Linked DNA regions of Homo sapiens: regions 2, 3, 4 and 5 are each linked to region 1. The links are chromatin loops, found by intact Hi-C in ENCODE. Cell type or tissue: mammary epithelial cell. All regions are shown on one strand. Links, peaks and the distances in the headings refer to the core of each region. The heading gives the core; the rest is flanking DNA. Region 1 overlaps LINC01460 (long intergenic non-protein coding RNA 1460). Region 2 overlaps BABAM2 (BRISC and BRCA1 A complex member 2). Region 3 overlaps PLB1 (phospholipase B1). Region 4 overlaps RBKS (ribokinase). Region 5 has its middle 17 kb from the start of MRPL33.

The links. Peaks named below come from ENCODE experiments on the same cell type or tissue, not always from the same donor. Only the 100,000 strongest peaks of a DNase experiment are listed, where the experiment ranks them.
Region 2: it touches region 1 in a loop (2.7-fold over the local background); 2 of 110 quality-filtered maps call a loop at or near these places.
Region 3: a loop joins it to region 1, with 19 times the contacts of the local background. A loop is called at or near these places in 8 of 110 quality-filtered maps.
Region 4: a loop joins it to region 1, with 6 times the contacts of the local background. A loop is called at or near these places in 11 of 110 quality-filtered maps.
Region 5: it touches region 1 in a loop (15-fold over the local background); 11 of 110 quality-filtered maps call a loop at or near these places.

What each region holds. Positions count from the first base shown.
Region 1 is chr2:27,701,374-27,706,145 of GRCh38, reverse strand. LINC01460 (long intergenic non-protein coding RNA 1460) reads left to right here. Exons shown (of 2, transcript NR_135200.1): 2 at 1-360. Among named protein-coding and RNA genes, the nearest start is that of LINC01460, 12 kb to the left of the region's middle. RefSeq lists a silencer at 2,181-2,250. In mammary epithelial cell, for the core only: a CTCF peak has its summit at 2,207 (motif pointing left); a DNase peak (open chromatin) is centred at 2,225; H3K27ac peaks cover 918 bases.
Region 2 is chr2:28,173,058-28,177,057 of GRCh38, reverse strand. All of the region lies in intron 7 of BABAM2 (BRISC and BRCA1 A complex member 2), which reads right to left. The region is part of intron 1 of LOC100505736 (a long non-coding RNA gene); the gene reads left to right. Among named protein-coding and RNA genes, the nearest start is that of BABAM2-AS2, 140 kb to the left of the region's middle. In mammary epithelial cell, for the core only: a CTCF peak has its summit at 1,821; no DNase peak of the experiment used is centred there; H3K27ac peaks cover 739 bases.
Region 3 is chr2:28,564,873-28,569,644 of GRCh38, reverse strand. PLB1 (phospholipase B1) reads right to left here. Exons shown (of 58, transcript NM_153021.5): 19 at 4,292-4,365; 20 at 2,806-2,849. Among named protein-coding and RNA genes, the nearest start is that of PLB1, 71 kb to the right of the region's middle. RefSeq lists silencers at 2,670-2,729, 2,770-2,829. In mammary epithelial cell, for the core only: a CTCF peak has its summit at 2,715; DNase peaks (open chromatin) are centred at 2,694 and 3,564; H3K4me3 peaks cover 868 bases; H3K27ac peaks cover 1,077 bases.
Region 4 is chr2:27,797,722-27,802,493 of GRCh38, reverse strand. All of the region lies in intron 7 of RBKS (ribokinase), which reads left to right. Among named protein-coding and RNA genes, the nearest start is that of MRPL33, 28 kb to the right of the region's middle. RefSeq lists enhancers at 2,647-3,846, 3,027-3,992. In mammary epithelial cell, for the core only: a CTCF peak has its summit at 2,612; DNase peaks (open chromatin) are centred at 2,653 and 3,053; H3K27ac peaks cover 2,556 bases.
Region 5 is chr2:27,751,901-27,756,672 of GRCh38, reverse strand. No RefSeq gene overlaps it. Among named protein-coding and RNA genes, the nearest start is that of MRPL33, 17 kb to the left of the region's middle. RefSeq lists an enhancer at 3,435-4,053. In mammary epithelial cell, for the core only: CTCF peaks have their summits at 2,357 and 3,175; DNase peaks (open chromatin) are centred at 2,352 and 3,772; H3K4me3 peaks cover 1,083 bases; H3K27ac peaks cover 1,480 bases.

The sequences.
Region 1 (4,772 bases), core at 295-4,294:
AAAAGAGGAAATTGGGATATCAGCCCCACGGGCTATTTGCACGGTGTGTTCCGGGCTTCAGCATGTTTCTACATATTTTAATGTGAGTTTAGGAGGGTAGGAGTTCTTTTTCAACTTCACAGATGAGGAAACAGCCTCATTTAAGGTCAGCAGTTTAATCAGGGTTACATGACTTAAGTGTGACAGAGCCAGACTTGAAGTGAGGTTTGTGACTAATGAGTTTTGTTACATTTTCCCACCTCACCACAGTTCCTTGAACTTGTCATTGGTATATCTGTTTCAGGCTTTCTGCCTTGTGGCATACCACCATACTATTATTTACATAATATTTTTCTTAAATAAACACAATTTAAAAGTTAACCTCATTCTGCCCATTATTCTAAGTTAAGTAACTCAGGAATGGAAAACGAAACATTGTATGTTCTCACTTATAAGTAGGAGCTAAGCCATGAGGACGCAAAGGCATGATTTATATAGTGGACTTTGGGGACTCGGCTGGGGAAGGTTGGGAGGATGGTGAAGGATAAAAGACTAAGTATTGGGTACAGTGTACACTGCTCAGGTGATGGGTACACTAAAATCTCTTTAGAAATCACCACTAAAGAACTTACCCATGTGACGGGTGTGGTGGCTCACACCTGTAATCCCAGCACTTTGGGAGGCTAAGGTGGGTGGTTCTCAAGCCCAGGAGTTCAAGGCCAGCTTGGGCAATATATTGAGACCCCATCTCTCTTAAAAAAAAAAATTTACCCATGTAACCAAATACTTACCTGTACCCTAAAATCTGTTGACATAAAAAAGTTAACTTCATTCTAAGCTGCAATACATATGTGTGTATATATGTGTACATATATATTAAAATGTACATATATATTTTAATATGTATATGTAATGTGACATATTACATTTATACTGTTTATATGTATTTATATGTGTAGCTACTAAAATTAAACATTTTCATCCTCATCCCCTAAAGTCGACTCTCGTGACACCAGGGACACTCGTGTATACTTTGGAAAACTGTCTCACAACCTCTCTGTATTACGAAGGATGCAGCCAAGTGGCTGCCCTTGTTGAAATGCTCAGCCAGTAGGATCACTCATAGCCACCACTGTCTTTGTTAGGGCCGTGCCTCAAAATCACAAAATTATTGAATCATGGAGGATAAGAGATAGATCATGGACTCTAACTCTGGAGAAGGTGTTATACAACACACCCAGCCATAGCCCTAAAGATTAAGGGGCACCATTCAGGGATATAAAGATGAATCAGATATAGTCCTTGCTCTTAAAAACTCACTAAGCTTACAGACATAAACAATTGAAAACTAGAAGGACTAAGCAAAGGAACAGAAATGAAAGAAACTCACATCTAGATGTAGTTCCACCACAAACTCGGTGTGCCTTTGAGCAAGTCACTTCATGTGTCTAGCCTCAGGTTTTTTTTGTTTTTGTTTTTGTTTTTTGAGATGGAGTTTCGCTGCAATGCCCAGGCTGGAGTGCAATGATGCAATCTGGGCTCACTGCAACCTCCACTTCCTGGGTTCAAGTGATTCTCCTGCTTCAGCCTGAGTAGCTGGGACTACAGGCAGGGGTCACCATGCCTGGCTAATTTTTGTATTTTTTGTAGAGACGGGGTTTCACCATATTGGCCAGGCTGGTCTCGAACTCCTGACCTCAGGCGATCCACCTGCCCCAGCCTCCCAAAATGCTGGGATTACAGGTGTTAGCCACCCTGCCCAGTGCCTCAGTTTCTTTAAACAGAGGTAATTAACATCTGTTTTTACCTTTTAAGTCTAATAGGGGATTCGGATTTTTTTTTTTAACAAGTGTGAAAAAAATCCTCTGTAAACTGTAAAGCTGAAATATAGTGTGTAAGGAATAAATATGCAATGCCCAAAGTCCTCCATAGAATATTGGCATTATAAATGGAGAGCGACTTTCTCTAAGTGAAATTAAGCACTGGAAAAGGCAGTTTTGGAGGAGAGTTGGGAGCACCATTTGGGCCTGACCGGTGTCTCTGGCTAACTTTCTGCTGCCAGGTCTTGGGTCCAGGAATGTCTGTGAGCGAAACTAGCTTGCTGCTCCTAACTTTTTCACAATCCTCCTTTTTTTCTGATTCTTACTCTTTCTTCTGCTTTGAAACCTTTATCTTCTTTCAGCCCCTTGTGCAAGCTGACCGCATTGTAATGGGTCTATACTGCCCCCTTGTGGTCACTCCCTGCCGTGGTTGCATTAACTTCTGACGGGGTGTGCGTGATAAAGGCAGACCTGAGGAAACCCAACCAACCCCAGCTAAATGCAGCTGGTCCTGGAAAATCCAAATTAAAGCCAGCTGCTGGAGTGCAGCGCTCCTTGATGGGAAGGAGTAGTTCATGCCTGGTTTTGCCCCAAGTAGGACATAAATCCAGCCCTCTGGATTAAACTTGCTAAAATGGTCAGTTCCTAGACTATCCAGCTTGTCTGGAGCAAGGTCCTGGAACTAAAAGTGGCTAGAAGGTATCCCTTCTCTGACAGAAAAACCCAAGGATAGGAAGGGCTGGGGCTAGGACCTGCCCTTCAGCCCTCCACCCATTGAAACCAACAGTTAACTAACTGAGCACCAATTTGTGAACTGCTAGGTGCCATGGATGGGGTACAAGATAATGTAGTTCCTGTCCTCAAGAACTTGTAAGTGACAAACGTAAGTAACCCAAACACACATATCAGTAATGAATATCAAGCCGTTGGAGTAAGGGCTGTAATAGAAGTAGAAATAAAGTGCTGTAGCGCTAGTGGGGAAGGAGGGATTAGTGATAGTCTCTGCAATCAGGGAGGCCTCCTGAAGGTAGTTTGGGGCAAGCTGATTGTGTTAAAAATGAGTCGGGCCTGGGGGAGGGAGGGAGGAATGGGTGGAGCACAGAGAGATTTTTAGGGCAATGAAACCATGTTTGTCTGTATACTATAATGGATACATGACGTTACACATCTCTCCAAACCCAGAGAATGTACAATATCAAGAGTGAGCCCTAATGTAAACTGTGGACTTCAGGTGATATCGATGTGTCAATATAAGTTCATCAGTTGTAACAAATTTACCACTCTGGTGGGGAATGTTGATAATGGGGGAGGCTGTGTATGAGAGGAGTGGGGACAATGGCAAATCTCTGTATTTTCTGCTCAATTTTTCTGTGAACCTAAAACTGCTCTAAAAAATAAAGTCTTAAAAAGAAAAAAAGTAGTACCTTACTTACCAAACATGAGCAAGGAAGACCACAATGACACTCATAATAACTACATGGGGTGGGGGGAGGTGATTATGTGTTGGACATGGCTAAAAGTTTATATTTGTTACTTAATCTCTGCAACAATACTGTTGGGTAGGTATTATTTTCTCTATTTAATAGACAAGGAAACTGAGGCCTATGCAGAAAGGCTTGATAGAAAATATAGGGAGAGGAAAAAGCAAAGGTGTGTTTGGGGCAAATAACCTGTTATTTCTAGAGTAGCAGGTATGCCTCATCGGGTGGAAGAAAGGGAGGGACAAGGGCAGGTGTGGGGTCATGATGATAGAAAAGCACAGGAACCCTATGATAAGGCTTTTAAAGCCTCAAAGGAATTTGGACCCTCACACTTTGGACACTGGAAAACCTTTTGAGATTTCAGAGCAAGGGACTCTGCTCAGGGATGTGTTTGACATATGTGGAGGAGAGTTGATAAGGCAGAGATGAGAGGGAGACCTGTGGAGTCATGAGGTGAAGGGAGCTTAGATTAGGGCAGTGGGCAATGCAAAGGCATAGATCCTAAAACTTCCACATGGAGAAATTAAAATGGGCTAGGGGAATAAAGAAGGCAGAGGTACCCTTGATGGAAAACACTGCAATCACATGCTGAGCCCTCCAACCTGCCTCATCAATGCCAGGTCCTATGGTGGGGGTGGGGGCAGATTTCCAGAATCCTACTGAATAGAAGTCTTGGTTCCACCCTGGACTATGATGTGCCAAACCTCTAAAACCAAAGGAGGGCAAAGTCTTCTCAGAGAGCAGCGGTGAAATCCTGAAAATTGTTCTCAACGCCCACATTAAGTGAGGAATCTCAGAATCAGAGTGGCCTGTCACAAGAAGACTACCAGTTTGATGCTGGACCCACTCCTCAAAGGTCAAGGAGTTTTATCATTTCCCAGCAGTCAAGAATCTGGTTGGACTAAACCCTGTATGGGAACGCGGCTCCCGCTCCCCTGCAGAGGCTTTGATTCTGGCTTTTGATTGCCACAGGGCTGGCAGGCTTCCCTCTGGCTCCCACTCTCTCAGGAAGGCATCCACAGCTGCTGGCCACTTGTCACACCCTGTCTGGGAGGTGGCAGCACTTCAGTGGTAAAGCAACAGATCCTCAGGCTGTGGCTAACGGCTTCAATGTTTGTTGGGAATTGTGTCATATTTCCCGAAAGGGCTAACTCCATCTAGTACTGGTAGAATAGTGTTCTTTCCTGTACAATACAATGAAACCTCAATGCCCAACTGAAATAAACAGAATTTTAACAGTGGTCATGTTATGGTGATGCTGAGATGCTTAGACATTTAATTTTTTTATTTTTATTTGTTTTTCAGACAGGGGCTTGTTCTGTCTTCTAGGCTAGGTGCAGTGACGTGATCATGGCTCACTGCAGCCTCAGCTTCCCAGGCTCAAGCGATCCTCCCACCTCAGTCTCCCAAGTAGCTGGGACTACAGGTGCTGCCACTACACCCAGTTAATTTTTAAATTTTTTGTAGAGATGGGGTCTCACTATGTTGCACA
Region 2 (4,000 bases), core at 1-4,000, 470 kb before region 1:
TGAACTTCTTGTTATTTGAATGTCTCAATTTATTGCTATACTTAGAAAGATTTCAGCTATTATTTCATTAAACAGGCTTTTCTATGCCTTTTGGGCTTCTCTTCACCTTCTGGAACACTCAAAATTTGAATTAGTCACTTTATGGTGTCCCATATGTCATATACACTTTGTTCATTTTTTAAAATTTCTTCTCCTTCTTCTTTTTTTTTTTTTTTTGTTCTGACTGGGTTATTTCAAAAGAGCTATCTTCAAGTTCTGAATTTTCTTCTGCTTGATCTAGTCTACTGTTGAAGCTCATGAATAAATATTTTATTTCATTCATTGAATTCTTCAGTTTCAGAATTTCCATTTGGTTCTTTTTAAGGATATCTATCTCTTTGGTAAATTTCACATTCACATCCTGAATTGTTTTTCCAATTTCTTTGTACGGTTTATCTGTGTTCTCTTATATCTCAGTGAGGTTTTTTTTTTTTTTTTTTTTTTTTTTTGAGATAGAGTCTCACTGTGTTGCCCAGGCTGGAGTGCAGTGGTGCAATCTCGGCTCACTGCAACCTCTGCCTCCTGGGTTCAAGTGATTCTTGGGCCTCAGCCTCCCAAGTAGCTGGGACTACAGGTGTGCGCCACCATGCTCAGCTAATTTTTGTATTTTTAGTAGAGATAAAGTTTTGCCATGTTGGCCAGGCTGGTTTCAAACTCCTGGCCTCAGGTGATCCACCCACTGCACCCTCCCAAAGTGCTGGGATTACAGGCATGAGTCACCGTGCCTGGCCAGTGAGCTTCTTTACTATCGTTACTTTTATATTTTTCTGGCATTTCATAAATTTCTTTTCCATTAGTATCTGTTGCTGGAGAATTATTGTACTCCCTTAGAGGTGTCATATTTCCTTGTTTTTTCACATTTCATGTGTCTTTACGTTGATATCTGCACATTTGGTGCAAAAGTCACTTCTAACTTTTTGGATTGACTTTCATAAGGGAAGACTTTTTCCTGAAGATGTATGTATGGTGTTAGTTGGTCAGAAAACCTTAACTTTGATTCTGGGTGCATGCAGGAGTGTAGTTTCTGTATTATTTCTTCAGCCGTAAACAGTGTCAGTGGTATTTGTGATCTTCTCAGTGGCTTAGGCTGCAGTTGTTAGTAGAGGCTGTGGTGAGGTTTTGTTGGGGATGGGGACACCATGTGAGCCAGTTCTCTGGCAGCAGTGGGCCAAGGGTATCTATCCTTGGGCCCCTGGGCAGTGTATGAGTGCATTGGCATTAGTGAGTCCAAGTGGGCCAATTCTTGGGTTTCCACGTGGCTTGCTCAGGTGCCAGCAGTGGCAGTGGTAGGCTGGAGTGTGGACAAAATCTCACACTCTTAGGCAGCATGCATAGCATGGATGATGGCCACGGCAGTGGTGGGACAACCCTGAGGCTCCCCAGTGGCACACATTTGTGTTAGCAGTGGCTGTGACAAGCTGGGTGGTCCAATCCCCAGGACTCCAGGTAGAACATGCAGGTGGGTGCTGGCTGTGATGGTGGCAACAGGCTGGGTGGGCCATCTTCAGGTCCCTGGCAGGAGTGCACAAATGCTGGCAGTGGGGACAGGGTGGGATAATCCCGAAGACACTGGAAGGCATGCTTGGGTACTGGGAGGGGGTAGCAGTGCCAGGCTGGTTGGGCTTGTACTCAGGGCCTCCTGTGCAGGCTATGGTGCACAAGGTGGGGTGATCCTCAGGCCCCCAGGTGGAGTGCTCGGGTGGTGGCAGCAGTGGTAGTTATAAGCAGGCAAAGCCTGTCTTCAGGGTGTGTGCAAGTGCTCTGCAGCCCTGCAGGGGGTGGACAGAGTTGCTGTCAGTAGCAGCAGGTGCAGGTAGGTGGCTCTCAGGCTCTGGGGAGCATAAGCTTCGGTTCCTAATGGTGACAGCTGTGGCAGTAGCCACAGCAGCAGTGGGAAGAGCCAGTCCTCAGGGTACATGCAATTGCACTACAGCTCTGCCGCTAGTTGGGATGGTGGTTGCTGTCAGTGGCAATAGCTTTAGGCAGATAGGTTTTGGGCTCTGGGAAGCATGCATTTTGGCTTCCTTTGTCCTGAGGCAGATCTCCCTGGTGCACTGCACTGCCTGTTTCCTGGGATACAGGATACTGTGTGCTGTAGTGCTGGGGCATCACACCACAGTAGCCCTCTAGGTAGATACAGTGGGATATCAGTGGGGCTTGAGAGATGTGGAGACGCAGGTGCTGTCAGGCCCTAGGAAAGGATGCTGTCTGGTGAGGGCTGGGCTCTCAAAATCGTACCACGCTACAGCTGCTTAGGACTCAGGGGATGCATGTGGGACCCAGTGTGAGTTCCCTCCTTGGACCAATTCCCTAGCATGGTCTCAAGGCAGCTCCCCATGTTAGTCTGAGAGCCTCTGAGGGTCAAGAGGCTCTCCCATGGCTGGGATTGCAGGACTCTGTGGTGGAAATGTGGACCCCTGGGGATCTCTCCCCCTTTCCCCACACTGAGGAGCCTCTCAGGGCTTCTAGCTGATCCCGGCTGTGCTTCCCTCTCCTTCCTTGCCTTGGGTGTTTCCTGCCACTTTTCTGTTGAATCCCAGTGTTCTCTCCTAGATTCTCTATTCAAAGTGTGATTATCTACTTGCTATTTTGGTTCCTCTTTGTGGAGGAGGCAAGTGCCGGATGCGTCTAGTCAGCCCTCTTGAAGCCTTGCTTTATTTTTCACCATATTTCTTTTATATATATATACATATATTGCCTGCCTCCATAAGAATGGAATCTCCACGAGGACAGGTATTTTTGTGTGCTCTGTTCATTGCTATATCACCTTTGTTTAATTAGTGAATGAGTGGCCTTCCCAAAGGTTTAGAACACAGTCCTACAGAAAGCTACATTTATGATTTTGTTATGAAGACTAAGAGGAAAATTAAAACTATTCAGAGAAATGTGCTTCACAGACAGATAAACTAGCTTGAGCGATTTTATTTGAATTGGCTGGAAGGTACCATTCTAATCAAAAGCAAGGGATCTCATCCCTCAATAACTTTTTTTTTGTTGTTTTTCACCTGAATACCTGTATATTTAGGGAATGTATGGTTAATCTTTATCTTGCCCTTCATCCTCCTAATTCTGTCAACCCTTATAAATCCTATTTATCAATCTTGTCTTTATTTTTTGTTTTCTCATGGATTATATCCAAGGTTTGAAAACTCAAAGGTCATGTACCAACCTGTACTATTGAATGCTTTAAGCTATCAGGACTTTTCACTGGCAATACAAAGCTGTCACTGATTTCTTGACAGTATACTATCAAACGACGAATTGATAAATCAAACAGAAAGGACAATATCATGTCAATCCAACATCTAGACCTAAGCTGAATTAAAAGTCTAAAAACAGCAAGGAAAGATTAGGGATGCTGTGGTCCCAGCATGAAGTCAGTCTGTGCACATTAAAGCCACACGCAGTGTGATCCTGAAGTCTTGCTCCCTGCTGCGCTCAACGGCCTGGGAGCCAGATTACTAGCACTATGCTGGGTCACTGCAGTTGCTTTTTAATGACTACAAGTACACCTCCCAGTGCTCTAAACCGTAGGACATCCCAGGATTGTCATTTTAAAAATTCTCTCCCTTCTCTCTCCCGGGGCTGTTTGGATATGGGGGACGAACTGGCAGCCTACCTGGTCCTGAGCTGAAGTCTTGTGAGGCCTAAAGGCTTGGACTACATGGTAAATTGTATGCACCAAATGGGGGAAAAGGTAAATAAAATCACTTATTTATATGTGGTTAGTCAGTTTTTGCCAAAAGTAAATTAGAGTCTTATCAGAAGTAAATGGTAACCTGTACCAGGGCAACCCCCACAAGGCTAACTCAAGGGAGGTGTTATGAAATGAATGTTTGTGTCACCCCAAAATTCAAATGTTAAAATCCTAATCCTCAGTGTGATAATATTTAGAGATAGTATCTCTGGGATGTAATTAACATTAGATAATGTTATGAGGGTAGGGCCCTGGTTCAATGGG
Region 3 (4,772 bases), core at 333-4,332, 860 kb before region 1:
TGTGCCTTTCTAGGAATTTGTCCATTTCATCCAAGTTATCTGATTTATTGGCATACAATTTGTTCATGGTATTCTCTAATAATCCTTTTTATTTCTGTAAGGTTGGTAGTATCTCCTCTTTCATTCTTGATTTTCATTTCCCCTCCCTTTTGTCAGTCTAAAGTTTTGTCAGTTTTGTTGAACTTTGCAATCTCATGCATTCTAATTGCCTTTACTAATATGGATCCACACTTTTCACTTTTTCATCTTTCCAACTTGGCTGAGCCATCCTGAGAGCAGGGTCTATATATACCCCAGGGCCTCATATAATGCTCAATACATGATTATGGACTGAATTAGAAATAAAACAAAGTTCAGACAAGCTTGGAGATTTGTTCAAAGACATGTAGGTGCTGAGAATGGCTAGTATCTCAGCTCCAACACAAGGACACTTGCCCCCGCTGTCTCACAATCTGCTAGGATGTGAGAAAGAAACTGGCCGGGTAGCAGCCAGGACTTTAGGGCCCCATTCAGCAGAGTGCCTGCTAGAACCCAGCACTGCTGCAGGTTTACTCAGCACAGATGGACTGGACTCATTCCTTGAGGTTTGGGGATATTACACTAATAAATGGAAATTGCTCCGATTTCTATTCAAGAGAAAAAAGGACTGTGAAATCACCTGAGCGATTTGAAAGTGGAATGGTTTGTCCTAGGAGGTGGCAGCTTCCCTAGGAGGTAGAAGGAACTCAGCACAGTCTACCCAGCTACTTAGCAAGAATATCATAGGGAGGAACCACACATTGGATAGGGCAACGACTTGCTGGTGCAGGCAGTTCTCTCTGCCAGGAACATTCTCTCCCCTTTCCTTACCTGACGAATTCTAATTCTTGACGCTCCTTTTCAGAAGACAGGGTTAACAGCCTCTATGTTTATTTTCCCCTAAGCTTTGTACACATCTATAAATATTAGTCATGTGTCTGTCTTTAGGAAGACATGCTGCCAAAGACACTTTGGTGATGTCATCGGAGCACTGTTCTCCTATTTTCCAAGCACTCAGCACTGGAATATTTGCTGGATTAAATTGAACAGGGGGTTGAACGGGGATTCTGTTCTGCCCTTACATTCTTATGAGTTTTCTAACACGTTTCCATATAGTTACTTCCCCCTGGATTATCTAGCCCCTATAATCAAATAGTCTTCACATCTCTAGCAAGAAGAGTCTAAATAGCGGATAATCCATTTCTGGGCTAAGTGTGTCAGGGGAGTCATCCACCTGTGGGGTAACATTGTCTCAATCCTTTGTAAATTACTTTGGTGAAAGAGGTGAAGCCAAATATTATCCAATTATCTTGTCCATAATACGAGCATGGGAAGTAAAGAGCCCAGAAAGCTATTGCATACATTGGGCCATCCCACAGCCAAGTTCATCACACTCACAAAAGCACCCTGAACCATCTCCTAGCAATAGAGGAACTGATTTATAGCTCATGTGTGTAGACCTAGATATAAAGAAGGCAGGGAGTGCTTGTGGCACAGAACCCTGTCTACCTAAATTCGACAGGATTTACAAATAACCAAAACAGATAAAGTGAAGTCTGCTCAGCTCTGCTCTGCCTATGTGGAGATTAAGCTATGATGTCCCCCTCATCCAAATCTTGGTGGCTTCAAGTTGTTAGCTTCTAAATATATATTACAAAGGGCTATGTACCAGGAAAGTAAATGAAAATGGGACCAGTTAAATTCCTCCCAGGCAAAATTATCAGCCAGAAGATTCCAGGGGAAGAATTCAATTTAAATATGTATCGCTTGCATACTTTAAGAACAAGCAGGGAGATGTGTACGCACTGGCGAGAATTTTAAAAAGATAAGATCAGACCCTTCAAGGAATATAATCAGACTTTAAAAAATCATTCCGCCTGTAATCCCAGCACTTTGGGAGGCCAAGGCGGGCAGATCACGAAGTCAGGAAATCGAGACCATCCTGGCCAACATGGTGAAACCCTGTCTCTATTAAAAATACAAAAATTAGCTGGGTGTGGTGGCGGGGGCCTGTAGTCCCAGCTACTCGGGAGGCTGAGGCAGGAGAATCGCTTGAACCAGGGAGGCGGAGGTTGCAATGAGCTGAGATGGCGCCACTCTGCACTCCAGCCTGGCAACAGAGTGAGACTCCATCTCAAAAAAAAAAAAAAAAAAAAAGAGAAAGAAATCATTCCGAGCAGGTTGATGGAAAGTAAATTAAGGAAAGTGCTGAGTCCCAAAATGGCTGTGTCTGCACAGCCTGCACAAGATAACTTCATCTCCTCCTGCGGCAATAGCAGCGGTTCCTACAGCAACCCCGCAATTCAATATCTGTGCGCAGCTGTGCCTGCGCCCCAGGTGCCTGGATCGATGCCTCTCGCGGGGGTGATCTGCTGGGAAAGGCAGGCGCCGCACAACCGGGTTTCTTTTTCTTTTTTCTTGAATCACTTTTCTTTATTCTCTCTAATCTCATGCCAGATTATTGAATCACTTTTTAATGACTTGCCCTAAGAGGTGATCTTTTTCCCCGCTTTACTTTCTTCCTCCTTTGGTCAAACACAATTTCTTTTTGACACCTCCCCGCCCCCGGCCCCCAAGCCCCGAACCTCGTTCCACCCCCAACTCTAAGGCTTTCGTCACTGTCGGAAGCGGAGCTGGGCGGCAGTCTCGGGAGGCAGCGCCCCCTGGTGAATTTAGCGGGCTCCTGCAGCCGGGGCTCCTCCCGAGGCCCGCGCCACCTGCAGGGGGAGCGGGAAGCGTGCAGGGGCCGCCCCAAACCAAACATCCCGGCCGCCGCCGCGTACTCACTCGCCAGGGTGGTAACGGTGCCGATGTTCTCATCTCCGCCGACGCTGTAACGTGGGTCCAAGAAAGAAAATGAAGGGTTAAAATCCCAGCCACGCCGAGACCCTTCAGACACTAGCCAGAAACGCCCGTCTCCCGAGAAACAGCCCGGGGGCCTGGAGCTTGCACTTTCCCCATCACTTCAGTAGAAAAACGGAAAAAGCAAACCAGAATACGACTCCCCTCCCCATAGGCCAGCACATCCAAACAAAACGCCAGCTTTAAACCAGCGGCTGATTTTCGCTGATGTTGGGGAAGGGGAGGTAGGTTGGTTCCTTGCACCCCTGCTTTCAAAGGGGAAGTAGTCCCTCGTCTGCCAGCCCCTTTCCAACTAGCCACTGCAGCGTGCATTAATATTATTGGCCCTATTTTTTTCTCTCTTCTCTTCCTGCTTGGCTTGGAAAAGCCGTTTTTAAAAGGTGTCTTCTAGAGAGTCAGCCATCTTCCAAGCCAATAATAAAATTCCAAGGTGATCAAAGTTAGAAGGGTTTCTAGGCATGCAAATATGCAGCATTCCAGAGTGGATTGGATTCCCTGCTTTTCCACACCCCCCCACCCCATTCTGTGCCAAGGGTGTCTAGGAGCATCTAAAAGGTTCCCCAAATGTTTGGGTTTAACTGTGTTGCAACGTGAGGAAGGATGCCAGAGACTCGGCACTCAGGTTAAAGCAGGTGTCAGATAGAGATGCCAGATTCCAGGTGAGGAAACACCAAACCTGCCCGGGCTTGCAGCAGAGGTTTGATCACATACAGAGCAGAAATAAGCCTGCCCAAAGTGATACAGGATAAGGGAATGCACTGGTGGGGGCCAGGAAGCATCTGCTCTGCTTCCTGATCTTTTATCTTCTGGCTCTGTGATCTTGGTCAGGTTACTTGCCCTCTCTGAGCCTTGTTTCCTCATCTGCAAAATAAAGGCCCTATAATAACAATGCCAACTACCAGATACTTAGTGTCAAGCACTGTGCTGGACACCTAAATTCTTTCTAGCCCTCAGACAGTGCTCAGGTAGTAGCATTATTTCTGCATCAGAGATGAGGAGAGAAGCTCAGAGAGGTTAGGGAACTTGCCCAAGGTTACATCCAACTGGGCAGCTAGGGCTCAGCTACAACTCTGGTTCCAAAGGCAATGATCTGTGCATCACTCAGGCCACTGCCTCCTTCTGAGATTATATCACAGAGGGAGAAATGGAAGCCAGAGAAGCATTTCCAGCCCAAACATTTATGTAGTTTCTCTCCTGGATTCCTGGCTCAAGGCTCAGCTACTGTTTTGGGCAATGTAGTGGTTTGAGGAGGCTGGTGAATACCTTTTTCAAATTAAACCTAGAAGTTGGTCATAGAAAAGAACAAAATGGCCCACCCTTCTGCTTAAGGCGTTGTTTTCTAGAACACTCAGGGGGCTTCCCTTGCTCTGCAATGAAGGGGCCTTTGGGGCCTTGCCACACCCTCACTCACCTCCAGGACAGGCCTCGGTACTGAGTCAAGACGTCCAAGACGTTCCCAGGTGTGGACCCGGCCCCATTGCCTGCCTGAGAGGGAACAATGAGGGGGTGAGTTTCTCTGCTTTCCCCAGTGGCCCACCTCTGCCTACCTGCCAAAAGGTCTATGTTCTTATGCTGGCCAGGACCACCTGGGCACTCTCTGGGATCTAGGGTCTAGATGGCACCATGTCTCCATATGTATCCTGCCTTTTCAGAGATGAGTGAGAGTGCCCACTGGGAATGCCTGGTGCTACTCCCAGCTCTGCTTCATTCTAAGAAACCCTGCCTAGGCCAAGACCAAGTAAAACTCGTCCAGCAAAAGTGCTCTTGAAATTAGACTGTACCTTTTCAAAAGGATACATTTCAGGGTCCTGTTTTTCTCATTTTTTTAAAGTTGTGAAGTATATCATAAAAGGAAATACATCATTATCCTTTTATACCAATATATCTCACCT
Region 4 (4,772 bases), core at 381-4,380, 96 kb before region 1:
CTCTTCCCCCGTGAAATTTTTATACCACGTACACACATACACACACACACACACACACACACAAACATATGTTCCTTGACCTACAATGGGATTACATTCAGATAAACCAACCGTAAACTGAAAATATAATTAATAGAAAATGCATTTAATACAGCTAACCTACTGCTATACTTGAGATGCTGTCCCTGCTAAATCTCATGTTGAATTGTAATCCCCAGTGTTGGAGCTGGGGTCTTGTGGGAGGTGACTGGATCATGGGGGTGGATTTCTCATGAATGGTGTAGCACCATCCCCTTGCCACTCTCCTCAAAATAGTGAGTGAGTTCTCTCAAGATCTGGTTGTTTAAAAGTATGGTGGTGGGGCACAGTGGCTCACACCTATAATCCCAACACTTTGGGAGGCAAAGGCAGGTGGATTGCCTGAGTTCAGGAGTTCAAGACCAGCATGGGCAACATAGCAAGACTCTCTCTCTAAAAAAAAAAAAAAAAAAAAAAAAAAAATATATATATATATATATATATATATATATTTTTTTTTTTTTTCCCCAGCTACTCGGGAAACTGAGACAGGAGGCTGGCTTGTGCTCCAGAGGTTGGGGCTGCAGTAAGCCATGGGTGACAGAGTGAGACCCTGTGTCAAAAACAAAAGTGCGTGGCATCTTCCCCGTCACTCTCTTTTGCTCCTGCTCTCCCCATGTGCCATGCCTGCTCCTGCTTCGTCCTCCACCATGAGTGAAAGCTCCCTGAGGCCTCCCCAGAAACCACGCAGGTGCCAGCACCATGCTTGTACACCTGCAAAACCATGAGCCAGTTAAATCTCTTTTCTTTATAAATTAGCCAGCCTCAGGTATTTCTTTATAGCAATGCAAGAACTGCCTAACACACCTACCAAACATTATATTACAGTTTGTACTGAATATGTATCACTTTCACACTGTCATAAACTTGAAAAATTATAAGTCGAACCATCATAAGTTGGGACCGCTTGTGTGTGTGTGTGTGTGTGTGTGTGTGTGTGTGTGTGTGTGTATACTGTGGCCCTTTGGAGAGCATTTGTGTAATATCTAAGATTTTTTTCACGCACTGCCACCAAGAATGGATTTTGACCCCTTTCGGGGAGATATAGCCCCAGTTGGGAATGCATGCCCTGGATGAAATGAAGGCTGTAGGCAGGGCCCTTCTGTTCACTCTGAGTGGCGAGGTTGATGACATGGAGTAAGTAGGTCAGGTGGCCCTATATCCATCATTAATCAGGATAGGCCCTGACCTCAGGTTCCAGCACTGCCCTGCTAGAGACGTCCTCCAAAATCACACTGTTCCTGCACCATCTGTTCAGCCTGCCTGCCCCGTCCTCCAGCCTCTGCTACATCTCCTCTCCATGGGTGGCAGCCCTCTGCCCAGTGGCCGGCTAGCTGTGGTAGACAGTGGAATGCTCCATCAAGTTGGCATTACTGAGGAAGTGCAGGCTGTCCCTGCCAGCAGTAACCCTGTTCCCATCCTGTCCTGCAGCCTTACCCGCCCCAGCTCTAGGCCTCTGTCCAGACGCCTCTCTCAGTGTTCTCCCTCTGCACGTCCTCCCCAAATGAAAGCATGGGGAATGGATTTCAGAGACCCCAGCACACAATGTTGACCATGGCTGGAACTCTCTGGAGCCTGGCATCCCTCATAAACAAGGGCCACAGGACACTGGCCTTCACCTCTTCCTGGCTCCAAGTGCATTCCTGGATGCCTTTATCCTTCTACTGTGAGCTGGAAACATAAAGCCAGTCACAGCATAAACCCCTTGTCTCACAATCCTATGGATTGTGCCCTAGGATGGTGACCTACTTTGTTTCTTAGAAGCCTTGTCTGGCCCCCTCTGACCTAGGTCATGGGCTTTCTCTGCCAAAAACTTGAGCAACTTAAGGGGCCACTGAGATAATACCATCTTTGTCTGCCTCACCTTTGTTGAACACCTGCTCTGTGCCAAGCACTGTGCTAAGCCTTTTCACATACATTACTTAATTCAGTCTTCACAATGGCCCTATGAGGTAAGTTCCCATTGTACAGATAAATAAACCCACAGAAAAGCTGAGTGACTTGCCAGAGGTCACACAGCTAGTAAGTGGTGAAATTAGGACTTAAACCCAGGTCTGTCTGAAATCCAAACCATTTACTGCATTGTCCCAGTTGAAAAAAACATTTTCCAGTTGTATGAATAGAAATAAAAATGACACAAGACCTTTATTGCCAGTGAAAAGACAGTGAATTTACCATTCTTAAAAGATGACAGAGCTGGCCAGGAGTGGTGGCTTGCACCTGTAGTCCCAGCTACTCAGGAGGCTGAAGTGGGAGGATTGCTTGGGCCCAGGAGGTTGAGGCTGCAGTGAGCCGTGATCGCGCCACTGTAACCCAACCTGGGTGACAGAGCAAGAGCCGATCTCAAAAAAAAAAAAAAAAAAAAAGACACCTAACAACAAGGGGCAGAGGCAGGACTTAAAACCAGGTACATATGACACCCATATCTCCTGCCTGTCAGTGATTAACCCTTGGAGGACAAAGAATGACTTTTACGTTCCCAGGCCCAGTCAGCTAGATACTCACGCCTCAGCCTCCTGCAGGCAAGAACAAGGCAGAAGCCCCATTTTTAGAACTTGGAAGAGAGCGCAGAGCAAGCCTGGCCCCTGGGCCAGCCTAAGTATGAGCCATCTCAGCAGCTGGCGCAGCCCTCCTTGAAACACTCTCCCTTGAAGAAATTCTGACCTAAACCCAGTGTAGCCAGCAAGGCTGACCCTGTTGGTGGAATCTGGTGGCCCCAGTATGGTGGTGGGAGGTAACAGAGACCCTGGTGGTTTACATTTGCCCTCTCTCCCTTTCCTGAACCCCTGGCAATATTCTTTTTTAAGAAATAATGCATTGACTTATGATTTAGTCATGTTTCATCCCATTTGCTTTTCCCTGGCTTCTAAAACCACAAGCATGGCTGAGGAATTCATGTCCACAGTGTAGGCTCTGAATAGCTTTGTGTAGGGAGAGGTTTTGAAAAGAGAAGAAAGTGGCATCTACTTGTGAGATGGAATGCATGAAGACATCGGGGAGGAATGCACGCGCTGTAACTGTTAGGGTCCCTCGGCAGTTTGGGTAGTGACTCATTCAGCGTGGGTACGGATTCCTAACAAGTGAAGCTTGGTAGTGACGTCATTCTTGCAAGATTGTCTGGAATCTGTTAGAGCTGCCTGACAAGATCTTACCTTGGAGACTTTCATCACTTGGGGGTTTTTCCCAGCTACACTTCATACCCATCATTTCCTCCAACTTGTCCCCTTTTCTATCAACTGGAATTTGGCAAACCAGAACTTTCATGCATCTGTTCCATTGTCATCCTCCTACAGGGCGTTCCTGGGACAGTGTGTGCTCCTCACCTCATCGCTCAGCACCCATCCTCCTGACAGTTCTTGGTTCGGTCAGTGCCTACCTCAGCTATGGTCCAGGCCTTGCACTAGGTCTCAGGACAGGGAGGTGATGAAGACAGGCGTGCTACCCTCAAGGGGAGGGCAGGGGGCAGCCAGAGGGCCTGAGACTGGTGGTTTCCGGGACAGCACAGTGCTTTGAACATAGTGCTAGGCAATAAATATGTGATGGCCAAGTTAATACCCAAGCTGAGTCTCCAAAAATGAGTATAGGAGTTAGTCTAGGGAAAAGTCCAAGCCGAGGTGTCTCCATGTACTGAGACCCGTAAGTGAATAGGAAGAAGTAAGTTCCTTAAGTGAATAGGAGGAAGTAAGAGATGAAACTGGAAAAGTGGTTTAGGGAACCTCGTGTGCCATGTTAAGAAGTTGATGCCACGGGGGCCACGTGGACAGATTTGCAGTAGTGTAGAGGATGGGCTGGAAGGGTCCAGACCGGAGGCAGGGAGACTGGCTTGGAAGTTAATGTGACCCTGTGAGGTGATGTGAACATTACTGGGGCAGTGGGGGTAGGAGTGGAGACAAGAGGACAGATTTGAGAAACATTTAGGATTTAAACTCGACAACTGGTGATTGATGAAGTATATGGGAAGGAGATGCCCAGGAGACCCCCAGGTTTTCAGTGTGGAGGTGCCACAAGCTGAAAAGATAAGAAGAGGTCCATGTTAAGGCAGAGTTTTGAGTTCATTTCGGCCGTGTTGAGTTAGAGTTGCCTGCAAGAGACATGAGCCAGGTTAAGCAGGCTCACGGGTGGTTAGATACACAAATCCAAAGACAGAGGAGAGTCTGGGCTAAAGATACTGATTTAGGACCCATTATATTCATAGCAGCTGAAACTGTATGGCTACATACCCCCCAACTTCCTTTCCTGCTCCATGTCTGTTTATCTAGGACTTGGGCGCCTACATGACCATTTTTCTCTCTGTCCCAATGCTGTCATGATGTGGGATGACTTCAGTGCCATGAGGATGAACCATTACCAAGTCTCATAGCTCCTAGATGCCCTCTATTCTGGTGACTCTTCACCTCCACTCCACTGCAGCCTCCCACTCCCATGACAACCTCCAGGACATTGCTAGTACCTCCTTGGAACCACTTCAGTTCTCCGGTAAAACCTCACATCCTCCTCTCTGAGCAGCCCCTGGCTTTCAACTCTTCTACGCCGTTCCCAGTTGTCTTAGTTCCCTGTACTTTCTCCTTGCCTGTTGACCCCCTCCTGACCTCTCTTCTTTCCTGATCCAGGTCAGACTCTCCGACTGTTCATCTGAAATATTCTTTCCTGAAACCTTTGATTCCTTTGTACCCCTGCTCCTCTCCCACACCTGC
Region 5 (4,772 bases), core at 296-4,295, 51 kb before region 1:
TTTTACACATGATAAAACTGAGGCCCAGAGAAGTAAAGTGACCTGCCGAAGGGCCCACAGCTAGACTGCATCAGCATGCTGAGACTACAGCCCGTGTCTCCTCACTCCTGCACAACAGAGAGCTAAAGGACCAGCATGTTCAGATGTGGCCACTCTTTGGGTAGAAGACAGCACCAGAGATGAGTGCTCAGTGTCTGTGAAGTCACAGGGGCTTGGCAATGGGAGGCTTAGGAGACTCTAAGGAGTTGAAATACATTTTGAACATGTGCAGAAGAGTCTTTCGATCCAAGTCTTGGAGGAAAGCAGGCCAATTTCAGGCTGAGATGGGACAGGTGCTGACTGTGGGGAGGGAGAGGGGCCCATGCTGGAGCAGTCCAGGAATCCTAATCCACGCCTGGGTGGTCCCCAGGCTTCCAAGCCCCCTGGGATCCTGGGAAGTTCCAAGACTGCTGAGGCAGGTCAGCAGGTTCCCGGTTGAACTCAATTACCAGGCCCACTTTGGGGTGCTCAGAATGGGTCAAGAAAGCAGCCATCAGCAGAAGGTGTTGACATGGGACTCCAGGGTACTAGGTTGAGACAATGTGTATTGATTTAAAAGGCACAGAAACCGTAACTGCACACAACTTTACACACATATTCTTATCAACATGTTGTTCCACTGATCATCTAAGGGGTGGTCAGCTTCCCTGGTCACTTGCAGCTGAGAAATGCAGCCTCGGTGACCTTCAACTGAGGAGGAGTCGACATTGGCTTCCGGTCTTCCCAGAGCCCTTGTTGTTTGTTTGTTTGTTTGTTTTGAGACGGAGTCTCGCTCTGTCACCCAGGCTGGAGTGCAATGGCGCGATCTCGGCTCACTGCAAGCTCCGCCTCCCGGGTTCACACCATTCTCCTGCCTCAGCCTCCCGAGTAGCTGGGACTACAGGCGCCCGCCACCATGCCCACCTAATTTTTTGTATTTTTAGTAGAGACGGGGTTTCACCGTTTTAGCCAGGATGGTCTCGATCTCATGACCTCATGATCTGCCCGTCTTGGCCTCCCAAAGTGCTGGGATTACAGGTGTGAGCCACTGGGCCTGGCCAAGCCCTTGTTTAAGAACCACCTTCTTTGGCTTTTCACCCCAGGGTTGCTGGGGACACCTGATGTCCTACATTATTAGGCTTTTCCTGGCTTCTGAAACCTTGTGCTGAAAGTCTCTCTGAGAGCGATACAGATTGATTAGACACTCGGATTGTTTGACACGTGTGGTTTTGCCAAAGGCAACACGTTCTTTGACCAACTTCTGAAACTCCCCAGTTCTCCTAGTCTCTCTGGACTTGAGTATCAGCCATGTTCTTATGTTGATGCCAAGCTCCTGGGTGATTAAAATTCTTCTAACCACCTTTCTGATTCAAGGCTGTACTCTGACAACACAATTGCTTTTTGGGGATTTTTGCAAACATCTCAAAAGGGCAAGAAACATTCTTCCTCCCTTTTAGCCCAATGTAGACCGGAGGTTTTTTCAGCCGTCAGCTGAATGCTGGGCCCCACCAGTGCCCAGTAGGTACAGTCCCATCCACTGTGAGGTGGGCTCCAGGGAGGGCCGTTGGGTCCATGTGAAGCCAGCAGGAGGGGCCATGTGAAGCCAGCGTCTGAGGGGCTCCCCATGAGGCCACCAAGCCCCTGTCAAACCTAGTAAGTCACCCTGACACCAACCCCACCCTTCCTCAGAAGAGCAGTGAATAAACAAGAGCATGTGAATTGGGCAACTCCAGGTGGGGGTGCAGGGAAAGTGCTCAGGCTTGAAGGGGGGATAGAGAGGGGCTGGTAGAGTCACAGTGGGGAAGCAGCTGAAGGAGACGGATCGGTGAAGGAGCTCATGTGGAGGGGCCCCAGATAGTGAAGGAGGGTCCAAACCAACATTTTCTATTCTTTGCCCAGTAAAGTTTCATGAATCAACTCAAATGTTTGCTTGCTCTCACCTTCTGCCCCTAAGGAGGAAGTTGGGGGATAGCTGGTCCAAGGATTTGGACTTTGGGGCTCTCCATTTGTAAGTAAGGAAAAAGTCAAGATGAGCCATCATACTCTGTTTTCATTCCATCCTTGGCACAGACAACATATTACTCCAAAGGAGAGCTGAATAACAGAATTTAAAGGGAAATTAGAGATGAGAACATTTAGTCATCATCCTCATTTTACAGATGAGAAAACTGAGGCCCAGGGAGGTTAAACATTAAATAATGTGCTCCAAATCACTCAACCAATAATTGCAGAACTGGCAGGACTAGAACTCTGCCGCCTAATTCCCAGTTCATGCATTTTCTTGCCTTCTGCTGTGCCTGACAGGTTCCCAGTGGTGAAAGTCGGCCTTGGAGCGCCCTCCCATGGCTGTGGACAGCTACTGGAGCAGCTGTGGCACAGGCCAGTGTTAACTTGAGGATAGAATGACCTGCAGGGCTGGTTGAAACAGATTGCTGGGCCCCACCCTTGGAGTTTTGGGTTGTCTAACAAGTCCCCAGGGGACGCTGACCTACTGATTCAAAGACCACTTACTCAGAAACTCAGATGTAGATAAAAGATTTTGCAGCCAGAATACCTGGTTTCAGGTCCCAGCTCTGCCATCCAAGTGCTGATACCTTGAACATGGTACTTAATCTCTTAGCATCTCGATCTCTTTATTTTATGATGGCAACAATAACAACCACCCATAGGGTTAATGTGTAAAATAAATAAATCAGATGTAAAATACCTGAGAAGTGACATGCTGATGCTGTGTGAATATACAGATTCACAAATATGTGACCTTTGTCTGGAGAGATGCCACTGGAGGCCAGGGAATGTCCACAGAGACAAAAGCATTCTCTTAATGCTACTCAAAATTACAATAAATCCAGAAGAAATTGTGTTTATCCTGCCACAAATACTGGCTGAGGAATTACGAGGGCCTGGCACTGTGCTGTACACCACATTTGCAAAGGTGAATGACAGTCCCTGCCCTGGAGGAACAACTAGAAGGAAGATAAACATGTAAATTCTAATAATTACCCTAATCCCAGATGAGCCAGGGAAGGAACCCTGTGCCTAGAGCACAGAGCATCCCACCCTGTCTGAGAAGTCAAGCAAGGCTTTGAAAAAGAACCTGACTTTTGAGTAGGGTCTTGAAGGATGAATAGGAGTTCTTTAAGAAGAGAAGTGGTAGGGGGCACTCCAGGCAAAGGAAACAGCATATGCAAAGTAGTCACGGAAGCATGAAAATGCATAATATTTTCAAGGAAATCGCACGTGGTTCTATGTAACTGGAGCTCAGTGGGTCTGGGAAAAGGACTGGCAAAAAAGGCTAAGAAGTTTGGGCCATGCCGGGCACGCGGGTGGCTGAGGCAGGAGAATGCTGTGAACCTGGGAGGCGGAGCTTGCAGTGAGCCGAGATCGCGCCACTGCACTCCAGCCTGGGCGACAGAGCGAGACTCCATCTCAAAAAAAAAAAAAGAAGTTTCGGCCTGACTGTAACCTGGTGGGAAGCCATTGGAAGACACCCGACGAGGATTCCCTGAAAAAATTCTTAATGAGTCCCTAAGGCAAAGATTTCCAAGCCAAGCGCTTCACCACATACCCTCAGCGGCCCCAGTGCCTGAGAGCCTCCCCTGCCAGGAAGCCTAGCCCAGAAACGCCTCCCGAAACGGGTAGTGGCCCTGGGGAAGAAGCTTCCCTGGAAGGCACAAGCAGTAAACGGGCAGCCTCTTACCTCTTACCTTCATCAGATACTGGCGGGAGGCACCCTCCTGGCAGATTTCTTCATCCCCCTCTCCTTCTGTGGGTGTGGAGTCACTGGGAGAACAAAGGGATGTTATCTGTAGCTAATAAGTTATGGGAGGGGGAGGGAGCTGTAGGCGCCTGTGGGGGTGGGGAAATGAGTCCTGAGCAGCTCTGATGCAATCCAGAAAGAGGCAGGTGCAAGCCTGCACCTGGGAAGCAAACCCCCTGCCTCCCCAAAGTACACAGAGATTTGAAGCTGGAAGAGGCACCTCCAAGACTTGCCCGTGATCCCACAGCTAGCTGACGCCTGGCCCCCTCTCCCCACATCTGACTCCACGATAAAAGGTCTCAGTCTTGGAAAAACTGGCGGTTGCTGTGTTCATTGACCTCACTCCCTCTTCCTGAGTCTCTCCTGCAGCCTTCCCTTCCCAGCCCAGTCCCTGACCCTCTTTCAGACTCAGCCTTTGGTTTCCAAACAGGTATAGAATGTGGTGTGCAAAAAATGGCCTCCGCTATTTTTGAAAAAAGCAATGGCAAGAAAAAAAGAGCAAACTGCTATTCTGAGCCACATGGGCTTGGGGTTTTGATTCCAATTTCTTTGTCTCCGGTGGAGGTGGAAGCAACTTGCTCTTGTGGGAATAATCCCTTTTGTTTTTAGGAAAAGATTTTAATAGGTCTTTGGGTTATGCAAGGATAAAACGTGAACCTTTTCTGGAAAGGAGACAGTGCAATGCAGGACAACGTGAGGCCACAGGCTCCTCTTAGTCACTGTAAAATGTGGCTTTCTTTGAGAGAGAATGGCATCTCTGCAGAGGTTATGGGGAGTTTTGTTAAAGCTGTGCTTGGAGAACTTAAGAGAGGGGCTTGGGCTGGGCATGGTGGCTCACACCTATAATCCCAACAATTTGGAAGGCCGAGACGGGCGGATCGCTTGAGGTCAGGAGTTCGAGACCAGCCTGGCCAACATGGTGAAACCCTGTCTCTACTAAAAATACAAAAAAATTAGCTGAGTGTGGTGGCAGGAGCCTGTAATCCTAGCTACT